2 separate regions of the Homo sapiens genome follow, and region 1 is linked to region 2. Evidence: read pairs that join two places in POLR2A ChIA-PET (ENCODE). Cell type or tissue: MCF 10A. All regions are shown on one strand. Each heading gives the region's core, and the rest is flanking DNA. Links, peaks and the distances in the headings are about the cores only.

Region 1 (4,392 bases), core at 251-4,250, 210 kb before region 2:
GGAGAGTTACTGGCAGTGCCTGAGCCGTCCTGGTGCCTGCACCTTGGAATGTGATACTATGGGGAGTGGGGAGGAAGGGCACCGTTGTTCCCCAACTCATGTGTGCCTCGCATGGGTCTCACTTGTTTTGCCTCACTGGCTCTCCACGCAGCTCAGTGTGGGAGCTGGGACCAGTCTGGACAGGAAACGGATGGGATTCAAGGCCACAGGATTCAGGCTCCTTCCTGGGTACTCTCAGCAGGCAGGCTTCCCTGAGGGCCTTCCACTATGTCCCTGGATCCACACCTTCCCATGGGTAGCTCTGGGAGAGTGGGGTTAGGTCCTGCCCACATGCAGGCAGACAGAACTCCTGCCCTGCAGGCTCCCTTCCACCTACAACCAAAGGCTCCTTAGCTAAACCCGCTCAGACATCCTGCTCAATGTCTTCCTGGCCATTGCCGTGGACAACCTGGCCGAGGCGGAGAGCCTGACTTCTGCCCAGAAGGCCAAGGCTGAGGAGAAAAAACGCAGGAAGATGTCCAAGTGAGTGCTTCCTTAGCAGGAAGGGACCTGGAGTGCTCAGTCGTGGCCATGGCCTTCCAGCTCTGGACAGGGCCTCCCTGTAACCCAATGATCAGGGTCCCTGACATGGTGACACCCACCTCAGTGGGCAAACTTCTGTAACCTGCACATGGGGGTGGCTGAGATCCTTCCCTGGGGGCAAGAACAGAGACAAGTTGGCCTTCTGGACAGACAGGCCTCAGGATGTAGAATGCCAGAGCCTCAGAGCCTGGCCAGTTGGGCAGGGCTCCCCTGCGGAGGGATCCTGGGAATTCCCCTCCCAACCCTGTCACTGAGTCGCTATGCCTCTGGGCGGGGTTGGAGTTCTACATCGAACAGGCTCCCCGGTGGTGCCCATGCTGCTGGTTGGAGGATTATGCTTCAAGTACCTAGGTTCTAGACAGAGTTCTGCTTCTTCCAATGCCCATGCCTACAGGAATGGGACACCCATTCCTGTGGAGGCAAGATGGAAAAAGAGGGACCAGCAATGGAGTTCAGACATTTCTAAAGAGTTGGAGCCATCTTGGGCAAACCATGCTTCCACTCTATGAATCTCGTATAAACCCAGTACAAAGCCACACTCCACCCATTCACTATCAACCAACGTTAAACATGGCTGACCAGTGAGCCACCGGTAGCCATGGGCCCATGCTGTGTGTCGGGCCCTCTCACCACAGAGAAGGGACTTGCCTGAGCCCACTGCCCTTCCCATTTGGGGGCTGATGCCACTCCTCCTACAGATCCCCTGGAGCCCTTGGTGTGGGATCCTCCTGAAGGTGTTGTCAGGTTCAGCAGATCCCTGAGAACTTTCTGGTTTGGCTTCCACTTTGGGTTTTCTAACTCAGGGGTCTCCCAGACAAGTCAGAAGAGGAGAAGTCAACGATGGCCAAGAAGCTGGAGCAGAAACCCAAGGGTGAGGGCATCCCCACCACTGCCAAGGTGAGCACCTCAGGTGGGGATGTTAGAGGCAGTCTAGGGGCTCTTCCAATCCATGGTTCCCTTCATACCACAGGGTACAGGTGGGGTAGGGTGGGGAGGTAGGAGAGTTATCAGCCAGGTGAGGGCATCTCCCTGCGTACGACTGGAGGGAGAGCCAGCGAATCCATCTCCAGGGACTCCTGCACTGAGAGGCACAGCAGACCTCCCAATCTGGGAACCAGACTTCTCCAGCGTAGCAGCTTCCCACTCCAGACCAAGGAGGTATTTCCTCTCCCTGACACCCGCTGTTCCACTGAGAGGCCCAGACCGGCTTCCACCATTGCTAGCCCTGCCCTGCTCATTCCCATCTGACTCTGCTCACCATTCCTGAAAACTGAGGAAGTGGAGTTCAAAAAGTCAGGGAACTGGGCCCAGAGAGGCTCGAGGTCCTGGCCTGGGGAAGCTCAACTCCCTTCTGGAGAACCAAGCAGTGGGTATGTGAAGATAGAGTCAGACAGGCTAGGGCGGGCTCAGGCCTTGCCCCGTGGGAGCTTTTGCAAGTTGTCTGGCCTTGCTGGGCCTGGCCTCTCATTTGTAAAATGGGGATGATCATAATATTCCCTGTTCCTTAGGCTGTAGGGATGATTAAGTGAGCTGAACGCTAACAGGCTCTCCAGTATATGCTCATTGAGGGGAAACCGCAACTTCTTTTTCATTGTTATAGTCATTGTGTTCCTTCCTACAGCTGAAAATCGATGAGTTTGAATCTAATGTCAATGAGGTGAAGGATCCCTACCCCTCAGCCGACTTCCCAGGTGAGGATGCTGGAGACTGGACTGGAGCAGGGTGCTGGGGTGAAGTAGGGGTGTGCCGGTCCTGAATTCTCCCCATGGGCAGTCTCTTGTGTGTCCCTACCTGTACCCCTCCATGTGGAGATCAGAACACCGGAGACATCCCTTCTGTGCAAATAAGCCATCTGCCAGCTTGTCTCTCTCAACAATGCACACAACAGAAAAACCCATACATTTTACTTTCATGTAACTCAGCAAGTATTTATTGAGTGCCAGCTATGTGCCTCACTGCCAAGGACTCAGTTTTCAAGAAGCACAGGGACACGTGGGTATACAAGTCTTCCCTGCCAGTCATGCAGAATGGATCATAAATGAGGACACGCCCATATATGTCGTGATGAGGCAGATTACTCACTATCCAGTGTCTGGTAGGGCTGGGGGCCGGAAGGATACAGGGATGGATAGAACCATGGCAGGCAATGTGGGAAAGTCCAAGAGGAGGAAACAATGGTGGGGTAGGGGGAGCATGGATAAGAAACAACCGTGGATAAACCACAAACATCTCATAAATGCAAATAGCCAGTGACTGCTGCAGAAATCCCATTTATCTGGACCAAGAAGAGGACAAGCAGAACCAGGCTGAATTAATCTTACCAGGCCACCTGACAGAGCCCTGGGGCCCAAGAACTCTCTGGGTCCTGGGTCCTTCGGATCACCGGGTCAGTGGGGCAATTTTAGATCTACTTGTCCCATCAGCTGATCAGCTACTTGTATGTCTACTTATGGAATCAGCTGATTAGCATCTGTTTGCCCCAGTGACTCTAAGCTCCAGGGGGACTTTTGTGTTCCACACAGCACAGTGTTTGGCTCAGAGGAGGCACTCAATAAATTGAATGAATGAATGCATGAAAGAATTTTGCAAAGTGAAGTATGGGGAGAATGGAGCTGGTACAAATAAGAATAATGAAATTTCTTCAAATATCTACCAGCAATGAATATTTGTGTTTTAGAATAACTCATTTTGAGTTGTTTCATCTAACAGTTATCACCTCTTAGATGGCAGTGACTTGTGTGCAGGTGAGATGGTGGCTGACAGGAAATCTGAGGTCAGGGACAAGGAAGGGGCTGGAAAGAAGTAAGGAGAGGAGGGGTAGAGGGGGTGTGGGCTGGACAGCAGGAAGAGAGTCTTACCAAGGGGACTGAATGTGTTTATATCCTGCTTCTTTCTAAAAATAGTTTGAAATGGCTTACAGCAAAAGATATGTGCAATGAAATTAACAAACTGGGCATAGGTGGAGGAAGTAAGAAGGCGGGGGAAAGATGCAAATATGCTAACTCGAAGAATTAATGGTCTCTGCGATTAAGCGTGAAATGTGTCTCTGGGGTCTGTGGCAGGCTGGGCAAGACAGAAAGTGTCACGTTAGGACACTCATTCCAAGGAATAAGAGTTCTAGCTTCTCGGGGGAACAGAAAAATTGGAATGTGACTTGGTGGATTTGAGAACCCCTACAGGTGGCCATGATGGAGACAGTAGAATCCAGTAGCTCTTGGCTTCCCTCAAGGCCTCTGCCAGGGGCCAGGAGGGTTAGGGAGGAGGTAGCTGTCAGGGGAGGGAACCAAGAGAAACCCCAGCTTTGAATAGTGCCCCCACCGTCTGATCACGGGATTCTCCCACCCTGGGAGCTGAGGATTTCGGGTACTCAGCTTCCTCTTGAGGTCATGAGACTCAGTGAATGTGCTTGGAATGTCCGTCTCTTCATCCCCTATCCCCTGCCTGCATCCTGGGGACTGGGTGAAGCTCAAGAAATTCTGATTGCTTTTTTCCATGCTGGAAGAAGCTTCTCTGTGAAGTTACTATTTTTAAAATCCTAGCCCAGGAGAGGATCACAGGGTCCTTTTATTTCAACAACCCTCCTGCCCCTTGTCGGTTTCACAAATTGGAAACTGACGCTAAGGAAGGGCACAGACCTTCCCAGCACTGCACAGCAAGTTAGACGCAGACCTGGGACTAGGACCCAGGTCTCTTCTTCTGAAGCAGCGTTTCCCACTCCATCCCCCAGCCTATGGATATTTGAGGCTGTGTGGATCGAGCCTTGAGACACAACATGCAGCCACAAAGTTACTTGGGCTTGCTCCTTGCCCC
Region 2 (4,392 bases), core at 145-4,144:
GGGTCCTTTGAAATGGCATGAACCAGGGGGAGTCAGAGCAGAAAAGCCAACTTTGGGTTTGTATTTTGGGGGCAAAAATATCTATAGTAAGAAATGAAGGGTGACCTAGAAGAAATCAGAACATGTTTTGAATTTGATTTTGAATTTTGGGCCAGGACTGCATAGTCCTCCCTTCATGTATTCATTTGACGAATATTTATTGAATACCGATTGTGTTGAGACTATAAGGATAAAGAATCCAAGTACAAACTCATTTCGTAATGTATACAAAAATATCTGTACTTAGCCTCTGGCTAAGAAAGAGGATGCAGTTTAGTTAGTTTTGTTCTCATCATAAATGAGGACCTCAAGGCCCTATCAACAGAACTGATGTCTCTGCAATTCAAAATTCACTATTTATTTATTTTTTTAGAGATGGAGTCTCGCTCTGTTGCCCAGGCTGGAGTGCAGCAGAGCGATCTCAGCTAGCTGCAAGCTCCGCCTCCTGGGTTGACGCCATTCTTCTGCCTCAGCCTCCTGAGTAGCTAGGACTACAGGAGCCCGCCACCACACCCGGCTAAAGTTTTGTATTTTTAGTAGAGACGGGGTTTCACCGTGTTAACCAGGATGGTCTCGATCTCCTGACCTCGTGATCTGCCCGCCTCAGCCTCCCAAAGTGCTGGGATTACAGGCGTGAGCCACCGCGCCCGGCAAAATTCAGTATTTAAAGAATTAATGTGGTATCCTGTTGGCTGACAACGTAAGATAGTCTTTTTTTTTTTCCATACAGCAAGTCTTTTCATTTTTATTACTCAAAAAAGCTTCATTTTTTATTTAGCTTTCTGACTCTGCTTGTGCCTTCAACACTTTCACAACAATTTTCTGCTCCTTGATAAGGAAAGCACGCTTGATCCTGTCACAAACACATTTAGCACACATGGAACCAACATAGGCCCTGCTGACATGTTTCTTTGTTTTGGACAACCTCATAAGAACTTTAGGTCTTACAGCACAAACCCTTCAAAGTCTGCCTGGGCACACGCCACACGCAGATTTTGATGCTTTCCCAACCTTCTTGGTATAAAGGTAAACAATTCTATTACCAGGGGTTCGCGTAGTTTTGTTAGAGGCTGTATTGTAGGAAAGCCTATGACAGTATGTCAAATGCTGGACCATTCTGAGTGCCTGTAGACAAGTTCCCCAGGAAGAGCAGTCTTAAGTTCTTTATAGAGTTAGTTTTAGTAGAGTTAGTACCCTATAAAGTACATGAATTCTCTTGATGGACAAGAGGCTCTTACTGTTGACAAGACAAGGGCGCATCTGTCCTTTACTTTCGGTTCCATACCTCTAATACAGCACACGGTATATCCGTTGTTTGTAAAGGTCTAATGGCATCCACTTCAAGAGTTCCTTGATGGAAGAGAACTTACCTTTGTGACCTACCTAGCCCCTTTCATCTAATAACTGTTTCCTAGATAATTCTGATTAACCTATTATCAGAATTTGTTTTCACCACTTTTGCAGTTTTTCCATTCTCTCATCTTTATGAATCTAGATATTAAACAGCAGGTGAGCGTAACAGGCTGATTTTAGCTGTTGTGTTGATGATGGTTAACAGTCTTGGGCAAGAGAACAAAATCCACTTTAACCACAAGTTCTGAGTTTTCTACCAATGGTGAATACGTTATTAACTAGTAACAGCTGTGAGCCTTATTCTTATTCCACAACATGTACAACGCAGTGGGAAACTGTACCATATGGCACAGTAAGGGGATTTGAAACCAGAAGGCTTAGGTGCCACTTGTAATGCTGTCACTTACTAGCTTTGAGTCCCTGGGACAGCTACTAACCTTTTAAAGCCTCATCTTCCTCATCTGTAGAATGGAGACGTAAATGCTCACCTCCTCCCAGGCAGCAGTAAGTTAAAAGAGAAAGCAAAGCAAAGAATCTTTTAAATTATAAAGCAATTTTTTTTTTTTTTGAGACTGAGTCTCACTCTGTCACCCAGGTTGAAGTGCAGCAGCGCGATCTCGGGTTGAGAGCCACATTTCCTTTTCTATATAAACACACAAACCCTGAAGTATGAATAATAGGGTCGGCCAGGAATCACAGCAGCTGAATGTAACTGTGAAGTAGAGGTGCTGTAGACGATACTTGCCACCTGTGTTGGATGCCTCTAACACCTACTGAAGGCTGAATCACAGGTTCAATCACCTAAAACAACAGGTTGGGGTTAAGAAGAATCAAATGCATTAGTAGCCTAAGGTACCATGGTGGCTTTGCTTAATGTGTCCCCAAAAAAAAAAAAAAAAAAAAACCTTAGTGGGTCTTAAAACATTTCTTAATTTGCTTTTCACCTCTTTGATGGAAAATAATTGCCCCCTATTTTCCTGACATAAATAAGCCACTGTAGATGGAATAAAGTTATCTGATTTTAGCTGTTGTTGTGACACATATCACCACAGTGATTTAAACACATGTACAAAACTAATCTGTGTTGTCTAAGCATGTGGCCTTGAGTTGCTAGAAGACCTACATGCCCACAGGGGCAAAAAGGAAGTGACTGAAACTAGATTCTAGATCTCCTTATTTGAAGAGCAACTCTGACATACCAATCTGTGTACTTCCCCCACCCCCATCAAATTAGGCAAAATCATTAATATCTCATTTGTTTCTTTTGAGAAGATACCTATTTCTTAAGCATCTATATACTTCTAAGGGACGACAGAATTTCACACTCATTTTATAGATGTGTTTCTCCAATAGCCAATTCCTAGGTCATAACATTACAGCTACATTTCCTTTGCTGAATTTTATTATCATCTTTCTGTGTAGACAGATCATGAAATAAAGGTGTTTGTTCCTATTCACTACAGAATATTTTCCTCTGCCCTAGTTAAGAAGTATCAATTTCAGTCATAAGGCAACACATTCTTATTGTGTGGGGGCTCTAGGGTTTGTGTACACTTTTTTTTTTTTTTTTTTTTTTTTTGAGACACAGCCTCACTCTGTCACCCAGGCTGGACTGCAGAGGTGCGATCTTGGCTCACAGCAACCTCCGCCTCCTGGGTTCAAGCAATTTTTCTGCCTCATGTTCCTGAGTACCTGGGATTACAGGCGTATGCCACCATGCCTGGCTAATTTTTATTTTTTAGTAGAGACAGGGTTTCGCCGTGTTGGCCAGGCTGGTCTCAAAACTCCTGACCTCAAGTGATCTGCCTGCCTTGGCCTCCCGAAGTGCTGGGATTATAGGCATGAGCCACCACCATACCTGGCATTGTGTACATTTTTCTAATGTTGCCTGGGTCTTAGGGTTTTTTTTTTTTTTTTTTTTGAGACGGAGTCTCGCTCTGTCGCCCAGGCTGGAGTGCAGTGGTGCAATCTCGGCTCACTGCAAGCTCTGCCTCCCGGGTTCATGCCATTCTCCTGTCTCAGCCTCCCAAGTAGCTGTGACTACAGGTGCCCGCTACCAGGCCTGGCTAATTTTTTTTGTATTTTTAGTAGAGACGGGGTTTCACCATGTTAGCCAGGATGGTCTCGATCCCCTGACCTCGTGATCCGCCCACTTCGGCCTCCCAAAGTGCTGGGATTACAGGCGTGAGCCACCGCGCCCGGCCGGGTTAAATATTTTTATTTCTGAAAATTAAAGTACTGGAAATATTGTGGAAATATAGCTGTGCTCTGAAGTTACAGAACCTATCAAAAAGGTCCCAAGCTAGAAAACCACATTTATGTCTACTAACCAGATATTTCTTCAGGTATATAATTAGGCATGACGATTATTTTATAGTTTTGTTATCAGATCTCTTTTTTCTTAAAAAACACCTTTTTCTTTACTCTGTTCTGAGTAAGTAGAATCAGCAAAATCAAAGTGAAACTTACAAAATAATGGTCAAGAACTAGCTTCTCATGGCTACTCCAGATCAGTGAGTTCACTGGCCATTCAGTTTCAAAGACATAGAGCACTAGTTCTGGTACAATATAACTATCAATTCACCAAAAGATAGTGAATTAGTATGAGCAAGATTAACATAAGATAAGCACATTTATAAATCATACTATGTAGACCGTCTGTGCTAAGCATAGAAAGTTACCGACTTTTTAACATTGCCCTAAGTTAGTATTTTTAAAAGGCTAATTATTTCAAGTTGCCTGTTATGAATATTCAAGTTATTAAATTTAAACATAGGTTAGGGGATAGAAAAACTGTATGAGTTATCTCAAGTTCAAATAATTTTACCAAAAACTACATTTTATTCAAGAAACAGAAAAGGAGTCATTTGGTGCCATGCTTTTATTCAAATGAAAGGGGAAAAACTACACTGTACCAGGAAATAGCAAGTATGACAGTATTTTACAGCACAGCATCTTAAAAAACAAAAAACCTGTAAGCAATGCTCTAGAGTGGACAGG

Evidence for each region. Peaks named below come from ENCODE experiments on the same cell type or tissue, not always from the same donor. Only the 100,000 strongest peaks of a DNase experiment are listed, where the experiment ranks them.
Region 1: POLR2A ChIA-PET joins it to region 2 with 5 read pairs; 2 of 35 experiments call an interaction of 5 or more read pairs at or near these places.

The regions. Positions count from the first base shown.
Region 1 is chr1:201,070,636-201,075,027 of GRCh38, reverse strand. CACNA1S (calcium voltage-gated channel subunit alpha1 S) reads left to right here. Exons shown (of 44, transcript NM_000069.3): 14 at 408-522; 15 at 1,386-1,479; 16 at 2,204-2,273. Among named protein-coding and RNA genes, the nearest start is that of CACNA1S, 40 kb to the left of the region's middle. In MCF 10A, for the core only: no CTCF peak of the experiment used is centred there; a DNase peak (open chromatin) is centred at 2,617.
Region 2 is chr1:200,860,571-200,864,962 of GRCh38, reverse strand. It overlaps CAMSAP2 (calmodulin regulated spectrin associated protein family member 2), which reads right to left. Exons shown (of 17, transcript NM_203459.4): 17 at 4,259-4,392. It also overlaps the pseudogene RPL34P6. Among named protein-coding and RNA genes, the nearest start is that of GPR25, 10 kb to the left of the region's middle. In MCF 10A, for the core only: no CTCF peak of the experiment used is centred there; no DNase peak of the experiment used is centred there.